Regions from separate parts of the Homo sapiens genome. Here all the other regions are linked to region 1. Evidence: chromatin contacts called from ENCODE Hi-C or POLR2A ChIA-PET data. All regions are on one chromosome and are shown on one strand. The core of a region is the stretch at or near the end of the contact, and the rest is flanking DNA. Distances in the headings are between cores, read along the strand shown.

Region 1 (2,676 bases), core at 120-2,619:
TGGGATTCAGGTCAATGTATTGAGCTTCTCTAGCATCAACTCAAACAGAAGATCATACTCCAAAAAACTGTCCTTAAACTTCCGGTCTCATAAATAATCCGCCACTTACTGTGGAGACTATATTTGGTGGTGCTTGCCTTTCCCTGCTTCAATATATTATGTTGTGAACATTGTTGATAATAATGTCTTTAACTGTAGAGCCTGCCACATTCATGACATTCCAAAAATATTCTGAGGATTTCTGGGCCGGAAGATGAGGCCATCTCACATTTAAAATAGGACTTTGCAAGTTATTTCTACTTTTGTGTTCAGAACTATCCAGGCAAAGACCCTGGATAACAGCTGAAATGCTGGTTTTTGTTTTTGTTTTTTTATTTTACGAGTGGACACAATTCTCACCTGAGTCCTGTTAGTCTTGTTAAAATCAGTCAGATGGAGAGAGGGGCTTGGGGGAAGTGGGGGCTCGCTATAATTTTAATTTTGTGGTCTGTCTGGGACACACCTCAAAATTACAAACCCTGGCCCCCTACCTGTTGGGATGTCGCCTCTGAGTCTGAAAACTTTCTGCTCCTCTTTGGTTTGTTTGCAAACGTCGAACTGCCAAGAGTTCTGAGCTCCTTGGGTTGGGGAAAGGCACCTGGGCCACCGGGTACTTCATGCACCCACCTGGCCCCGAGGGGCGGCGGGAGCTGACTTTCCTTGAGCACCAGATGCCCCGAACCGGTCCAGCCTTCCAGGTCGCCCTCCAGCCTCCGGGCTGCCCTGCGCCCCCGGCTATCTGCAGCTCACCGCGCCAGGCCCCGGGCCCAGCGTCCTGGACGGGCCCAGAGAAAGCAGAGAAGGTGTGGCTCGTCCCAGAAAGGGACAGAAGGAAAGGAGTAAAAACAGAAGCCAGGCAGCCAGCGGCTTGGCCTGAAATGCTGGGGCTTTCTTAGGCTCACTGGAGGTTGAAAAAAGTTTCCTTTGTCAAGCAGTGGCCACGTGGCGCTATGGCGGTCACTACCGGGAATTAACCACGGCCACCCTCTCAGAGCGCCGGGCGCGGACTCAGGGACACGCCGGCTACCACCTGAGCCGGGTAAGGGGAGCCCGAAACCTGCGGGCACCGCGGTAATCCACTATGGAGGCGTAAAGGGGGACTCGTGGGGTCCGCGAGGGGGTGGCGGGGGGGGGCCCGGAGGGAGGAGCTCCCGGGGAGGGGGCCACGGAGGGCCGGGGTCCCGGGGCTTGGGGAGCTGGGTTGGCTTGGAGACCCGGGTACGCGGCGGTGCAGGGCGGGGTTCCCGGAGGGGGCGGGGCTCCGGGTGGCGCGGGGCGGGGCGAGGGCGGGCACAGCGAGGGGCGGGGCGCGGGCCGGGAGCGGCGGGCAGGCCGGGCATGGCGTCCATGGCGGCGGCGATCGCGGCTTCGCGCTCGGCGGTCATGAGCGGGAACCGGCCTCTGGACGACCGGGAGCGAAAGCGCTTCACTTACTTCTCGTCGCTGAGCCCCATGGCCAGGAAGATCATGCAGGACAAGGAGAAGATCCGCGAGAAGTACGGGCCCGAGTGGGCGCGGCTGCCGCCCGCGCAGCAGGACGAGATCATCGACCGGTGCCTGGTGGGGCCGCGCGCCCCGGCGCCCCGAGACCCCGGGGACTCGGAGGAGCTCACGCGCTTCCCCGGCTTGCGCGGGCCCACGGGCCAGAAGGTGGTGCGCTTCGGGGACGAGGTAGGTGCGGGCCTGGCCGCGGACCCTCTTCCCCTCCCGGCGCCCCGAGGCGCCCCGGCCCGGTGGGCACCTGCCGGCGTGAGGCCGCCCCAGCTGGTAGGGGCTGGAAAAGAAAAGGCAGGAATGGCAGTGGGTGGGAGGGGAGCCCCAGAGCCGAAGTTCGGGGGGTGGGGGCTCCGCTGGGGGAGTTGGTTAAGAGATCGCCGAGAGGTGGGTCGTTAAAGAACCTCCATCTAGACCTGATCCGCCGGCTCGCACGGACTCCAGAGACTTCTCCCGGAGCTGTCGTAAGCGAGGCTGACCAAAGTGGAAACAACAAGCAATTTTAAACCAGACAAGCCTGGGTTTTAATCCAGCTCTGCTACTTACTACCTGTATGGCGGTGGGTCAATTAACTTCTTAGAGCCTCAGTTTCCACTGTGTAAAACGGGGGTAATAACGCCACCCCGTGCCTGCCCGTGAAGGGACTGAGCAAATGATATATACTAACATGAATACTTGTGATGAGATGTATGGGGAAAGTAAAATTGCCAAGCCAGGTAACAAGGAAGAAAAGGTGTCTTCCAAGATAAGGAGGGAAACCCATCCATCACCCTAAGATGTTTTCCAAGTGAGCACAATGCCCAGCGTATGTTTTAAGGGTGAGCATGGTGGCCCTGTTTTCCACCAAAAAACTAAGGGACGATAAGTTTAAATGAGCTCCAGTAAGTCTTGGCCACATAACAGGGCATGTTTAGGTCTCAGATCTAGACACTGTCCAGACTGCTAGAGGGACAGTCATTTGTGAAGGTAGAAACGCTGAATCTGTTCCAGAAAAAGCTCAGGGATGACCCACACTTAGTCACAAACGCCTGAATCTTCTGTAGGGTTCAGAAACTTGGTCTTCTTTTTCTTAGAAATGTGTTTAACCGAAGCCTGTTTGGTGCCATTAGAATTTGCACTGTGACTCTTTGGCGTTTCAAACTC
Region 2 (2,676 bases), core at 64-2,563, 190 kb after region 1:
TGGCCAGTTAAAACTAGAACTCACTGCTTGGTGCTCTTCTAATCTGTGACCCTCTCCCACGTCCATGGTACTTGCCCTTCGGGTTCTACGGCTGTCTGTACCAGCGCTTCCTAGATGTGCGTTCTTTTTTCCCTGATGACAGCTGGCTCACCTGGCACCTCAGCTCATCCTGTCACAGACTTCTGTTCTAATAATGGATATGGACATGTTTTTATGACTTTGTGAAAGGCAAATGTGTTATATAGTTTTTTTAAGCTAGCTGCTTTTGCAGGCATTGTTTTCTAACTATATAACTCTTGCAATTTCATATATCTCTTTACTAGCATGCTCTTTTGTCACCTGCTAATTGCCTTACTAGTAATGAATTCTGATGCATGCTCAATATCAATTTATCCAACTGATATTAAATTATTTTTTATAGTACATAATGTGCTTTTACAAAGCGGTTCACAGACTGAGCTAAAGGCAACTGTCTGAAGAGTAAAAAGAACAGCTTGAGACAAAAAGCAGCAGCCCTACCCAACACAGCTGAGCACTGAAGACACTAAGGCTATCCTGTACCATTGTAGCTGGCTGGTTTCCAGTAGCTGTCCCGTCTGCCCCATGGAAGGAAAGGAACTCTAATTGCCCAGTGAAGCTTACAAAAGGCTAGTCTTTTCAAGCTGCAGTTGAGAGGTACAGAAGGAACAAGTGACAGATGGAAAAGTGGGATAAGAGAGCACTGGAAACTAGCCCAGGAACAGCAGTAAGAGGAGGCAGTGACACTGAGCACGGGAACAAGGGAGATGGGATTGCTCTGCACCTGGGAGAGCAAACCAGCACCTAGAGCTCAATCTCAGACCCCCAAGTCCTGCCTTTTTTCAAAATCTAAACAAAATATAGGAAGTTAGCCCTGATACAGAAAAGGCCTGATAGCTGGCACAGCACTGTTTATATCAGGGAAAAACTGGAAGCAACCTAAATGGCCAAAAGAAGGAATATGCTTATGGAACCTGAGATATATTCAATGGACTAGTATGCAGTATTAATGTGGAAGCTTGATGCTATTTTCCAATAAGGAAAAATAGGTATAATTTAGTACTATCCAAAGACATGGGACACAAAGTTTTATGTATATTTATGATAATTCTGAAAAGCATAGAAATGAAAAAGGACCAAAGAAATGCAGCAGAGCCTTGATCCCTGCACTTCACAGAGACGTTCTGCCTGTCTGTGAGCAGGGACAGTGATACATGATTACAACTGCCTGAGTCACTTGGCCTAGGTGTGCTCCCCAGCCAGGGGACCAGCCCCTCACACAGCTCTGCTGTGCAGTCACTTCCAGGAATGAAGCAACAGATCATATTTCTTCTTGGAAAATGGCCAAAAGTGAGAGGGAACCTCTGCTGAAATCTGAAAAGCCATGCTGTGGTTTTCATGTGCACATCGAATGTCATTCTACTCTCAACAGGATCCATGTAAGAAGGGCAACCCCAAATACAAACATTTCTAAATTCTTAAATATAGGCCTGGGGAAGGTCTCTAGACATATTCCTCCACGAACATCACAGGTCTACAATAATACTTAAATAAAAATAACAATGGCGATAATAATAGTGATGCCTATTGTTTTTTTTCTCTGAAGTATTGGAAACATCATTAAGTGCACCCGTCTCTTGTGGATACACATGTCTGAGAGGAGTGCAGGAACAGGAAAGGGCTACTTGCACCTTAATACTACTATGTAGATTCCACATCATAAGACTGTGTTCAGCATATACTATGTAATACAGTATATACATGTGAATGTACTATAAAGATTTCAATTTTAAAAAGAACAGCAAACTGAAATTTAGGCTTTAGCATTTAAAGAGCTAACACCTGCAGTTTCCAGGCAGCCACTGACTCATTATAATTTGGGGCTGTTTTGATCACATCTGCATTTAATTTCTTCCTATGAGATACTAAGTCCTCATCTACTTTCCAATATGCCTGTAGGTGCAAATGAAATGTAGACACAGTGGGGTCTCAGGAAGAGTGAGAGGATACAAAATGTGTTCACAAGAATTGTGGTGGTGGCTGGGGTGGGGAGGTGGCCTTTTTCCTGAAGGTGATTGGGATGTGGGTATATAGTCAGATCCAGGAGCAGAAAACTATTACTGAGAGTAATATTTCTTCTTAGGAAATGTCCAACCATCACACCCCACTGTCTTTAGGTTTACTTCAAATGACCTTGAAATGAATCTGATGACAATGCAACTCTGACCCTAATCATGTTTGCGGAACTTTTTGTCATCCTTCAGAGCAAACAACTCAACACCTGATAAAAATCAATAGAAAAGTTCTACAAAGTCTTAATGGAATTTACTTTTTAGATGGAAAAACAAATGTACTAAAGACAAGTTCTACACTTCCGTAACTCAAACGTGTTTTTTTAAAATTTCATGAATTTTAAATAAAAGAGGTTTTTTAAAAAAGGCTAATCAGCTCCTTTGAAGGCTTAAGGCTGAAATCTGGTGAAGGTAAAAAAGACTTTCAGGGAACTGGCTGAGTTTCAATGTAGTTTAAGGTCCAATTACCAGCTTTGAGAGAAACTGAAATGGAAGGGAGATGCAGCTGAAGCCAAGCTGGGCCGTCACCAAGGGGCCCAGCCTGGCAGAGCCAAGAGCATGGGCTGAAATAGCCCATGGGAGCTCC
Region 3 (2,676 bases), core at 73-2,572, 160 kb before region 1:
TATGTTTCCGCCCATGGGAGGAGAAGGCTACATAGGAGACCAGGTCATCAGAAGCCGTTTAGTGAGCACAGAGCTGGAACCCACCAGGGAGCTGAGAGTCCTTCAAGGGTGTTTCTGTCAAGCTTGGGTAGCTGGGCTCATAGCCCGTCTCCAACTGCATCAACACTGATGAAGTCTCTCTTCGGCTTTTTCTAAACACTATGCAGGGCAGCATCCTTCAGTCAACATATCTTTTATCAGAAATCAGGTTATAATCGATTGGATCTCTGCTTTCTTCAATTACAGTCCAGGCCTGTGGATATAAACTAGACACTGTGATTAGATTTGGGGCATTTACCAAGTCTTTAAAATAAATTTGTGAGCCATCTGTATATACTTACTCATTCATTGTGTTTTTAAAAGATAACTGTGAAAGTTTTCTCATTGTTAATACATTTTCACAATAGAAAACTTAGAAAATTCAGAAAAGCCAGGAATAAAAATGGCCTGTGATCCAAGCAGGTTGCTATACCACTGCTGAGACTGGGGCCTCTCTCTTCATCTTCCCTGTACAGGCAGTGCAGGGTGATTGTCAAAGCACCCATTTCAGAGTCCTGCAGATCTGGTCACCTCCCCACTCTGCCACTGACTAGATGGCCTTAGGCAAGGGCCTTTGTCATTCTTTTTTTTTTTCTTTTTTTTGAGACAGGGTCTTGCTCTGTTGCCCAGATTGGAGTGCAGTGGTGCGATCACAGCGCACTGCAGCCTCAACCTCCTGGGCTCAAGTGAACCTCCCACCTCAGCCTCCCAAGTAGCTGGGACCACAGGCACGTACCACCACACCCAGCCAATTTTTAAAATATTTTTGTAGAAATGAGGGTCTCGTCATCTTGCCCAGGCTGGCCTGGAACTCCTGGGCTCAAGCAGATCCTCCTGCCTCAGCCTCCCAAAGTGCTGGGATTACAGGCGTGAGCCTGTAATCTGCAAATGGCAGTTTTTTAATTTCTAAAAAAATCTTAACATTTTTCATGATGTTTTGGTTTAAATCAACACAAATTTCCTTTTAAAGGTTCCTCTCATCTTTTAAGCCTTGTTTCCTAGTGGTCATATTTCTATTGTCCTTGCTTTAAGTTAGGAAGAACTCTCTCCCCCATGCAGCCTCCAGAGATACTCAGAGACTTTCAGTGACTTAACACCCAGCTGGGAGCCACCGCCCTGTCTGGAGTGTATTTGTATGTGGAGCCTACTGTTTTGAAAATCCCAAGTGAAAGGAAGCAGTTTCAAGGGTGGTTTGGGCTTGTTTGGCCCCATTGTTGGGAATGCTGTGGCTCTCGGGGCCACCTGTGTGTGTTGCGGGAGGGGTGGAGGGGAGCTCTGGGCATGGGAGAAGAGGAGTGAATGATCAGGAAGGAAGCAGGAAGCCTGAGCAGAGAGCGGAAGGACCTGCGCTCGCAGTTTACGGCCATGGAAGCTGCTGATTGTTCTTGAATTTAAAGTGGAGAATAAGGGACCACAAATTGCAGGGTTTGAGCATTCCATGTTTTTCTTAAATGAGCCTGTCTGCATTTTCAAAACGTGTGCTTTCAAAAGAGAGCTGTATTTTCTGAATCCAGCTGTGAATGTGGAGACCAGCCGTCCTCCAAGGGCATGCGAGAACACACCGTTGAGATCCAGGCTGCTTCTGCTCGGAGAGTGGCTTGCTCGGCGGCTCCCCAGCCACTCTTTTTCTGGAAGGGTGAGAAGTTCTTGTTCATGGTGACTTAACCATGTCTTGCAATCAAGTCCTTTTGGATGGTTGCTCTCTCCCCTTCCTGCATCCAAGACCCACATACCTTCAGTGTAGAGAGACTGACCACCAGATCTGCCCTCTAAAGAGCGCTCCTGGAGGAAACTTGGTTGGGTGTCTTTGGCCCTTGATGTGATGGGAGGCACGCGGGGACTCAGTGGTCTGATGCTTCCCACAGGGACACCTTGTGTACAGGGCACTCGGCGGCTGCCCGTTCAGTCTGCACCTCTGTGACTGCCCGAGGGATGCAGCCAGAGGGTCTGTGGGTGCCAGCACCACCCCACTGCCAGGCCACTTCTGCGGCTACGTGTTCTCTGGGAGGGTGAGATCTCTGCAGCCAGGCGTTTTCACTGATTCACCAAATATCTGCCTGTCTGCTCTGAGTTTCTGGGCTGGGTGCTGAGAGATCCAAAAGGGAAATGGTGTTTGCCTTCATGGAGCTTGTCCTGTGTCAGGAGAGAGAAGACCTGTGTGCACACCGATAATATAGAGAGTAGTAAATGTCCTAAGACAGGTGGAGACGCCGAGGGCAAAGGATGAACACTGGCTGAACCAATCACAGTCTGAAGAGTGGAGGGAATCAGGTACAGGGCGGGTGGTCGAGGAGCATTCACAGATGCAGTGGGGATGAGGGTGTCATGGGGGACAGTCGGGGCTGTGCAGGTTGGGAGTCAAGGGCGTAAGCCTGAAGAACAGTCAGACCAGATGGTGGAGTGCTGCCTACGGATCTTCCACCTCCCTCTAGAAAATGTTAAGTGTCGCTGTTTAAACAGCCACAGCTGAGGAAGAGGGGCCCGGGCTAGGAAGTCTGGTTTACTGTGCAGTGACTTACCTTATGTCCTCCGAGCTGATTTAGAGGATTTCTGGTAAATCAGGAAGTTTAGTCTGGTGCCTGAAGACAGTGGCATTGA

What was found. A loop is a pair of places that touch in the nucleus more often than their neighbours do. ChIA-PET counts read pairs that join two places held with the same protein, here RNA polymerase II (POLR2A). Pooled maps may share reads with other maps.
Region 2: a map of posterior cingulate gyrus shows a loop between it and region 1 (2.6-fold over the local background). The contact joins the enhancer-like site here to the promoter of C1orf198 in region 1. A Hi-C loop is called at or near these places in 2 of 168 maps with a recorded cell type or tissue (PC-9 and posterior cingulate gyrus).
Region 3: a loop to region 1 is called in a map of endothelial cell of umbilical vein, with 4 times the contacts of the local background. The contact joins the enhancer-like site here to the promoter of C1orf198 in region 1. A Hi-C loop is called at or near these places in 2 of 168 maps with a recorded cell type or tissue (chondrocyte and endothelial cell of umbilical vein), 1 of 37 single-sample maps with no recorded cell type and 2 of 50 pooled maps. POLR2A ChIA-PET finds 5 or more read pairs at or near these places in 3 of 52 experiments (Caco-2, H1 and OCI-LY7).

Annotation. Positions count from the first base shown.
Region 1 is chr1:230,867,214-230,869,889 of GRCh38, reverse strand. It overlaps C1orf198 (chromosome 1 open reading frame 198), which reads left to right and starts at 1,369. Exons shown (of 4, transcript NM_032800.3): 1 at 1,369-1,710. The coding sequence starts at 1,378. RefSeq lists an enhancer at 806-1,397 and a silencer at 1,221-1,440.
Region 2 is chr1:230,680,433-230,683,108 of GRCh38, reverse strand. All of the region lies in intron 10 of COG2 (component of oligomeric golgi complex 2), which reads right to left. Among named protein-coding and RNA genes, the nearest start is that of AGT, 32 kb to the left of the region's middle. Within about 2 kb of position 1,313, at least 8 of the 41 ENCODE cell types and tissues checked have a DNase peak (open chromatin) inside an H3K27ac peak, as active enhancers do.
Region 3 is chr1:231,027,497-231,030,172 of GRCh38, reverse strand. All of the region lies in intron 1 of FAM89A (family with sequence similarity 89 member A), which reads left to right. Among named protein-coding and RNA genes, the nearest start is that of MIR1182, 8.9 kb to the right of the region's middle. Within about 2 kb of position 1,322, at least 3 of the 41 ENCODE cell types and tissues checked have a DNase peak (open chromatin) inside an H3K27ac peak, as active enhancers do; they include endothelial cell of umbilical vein, where a contact is called at or near this core.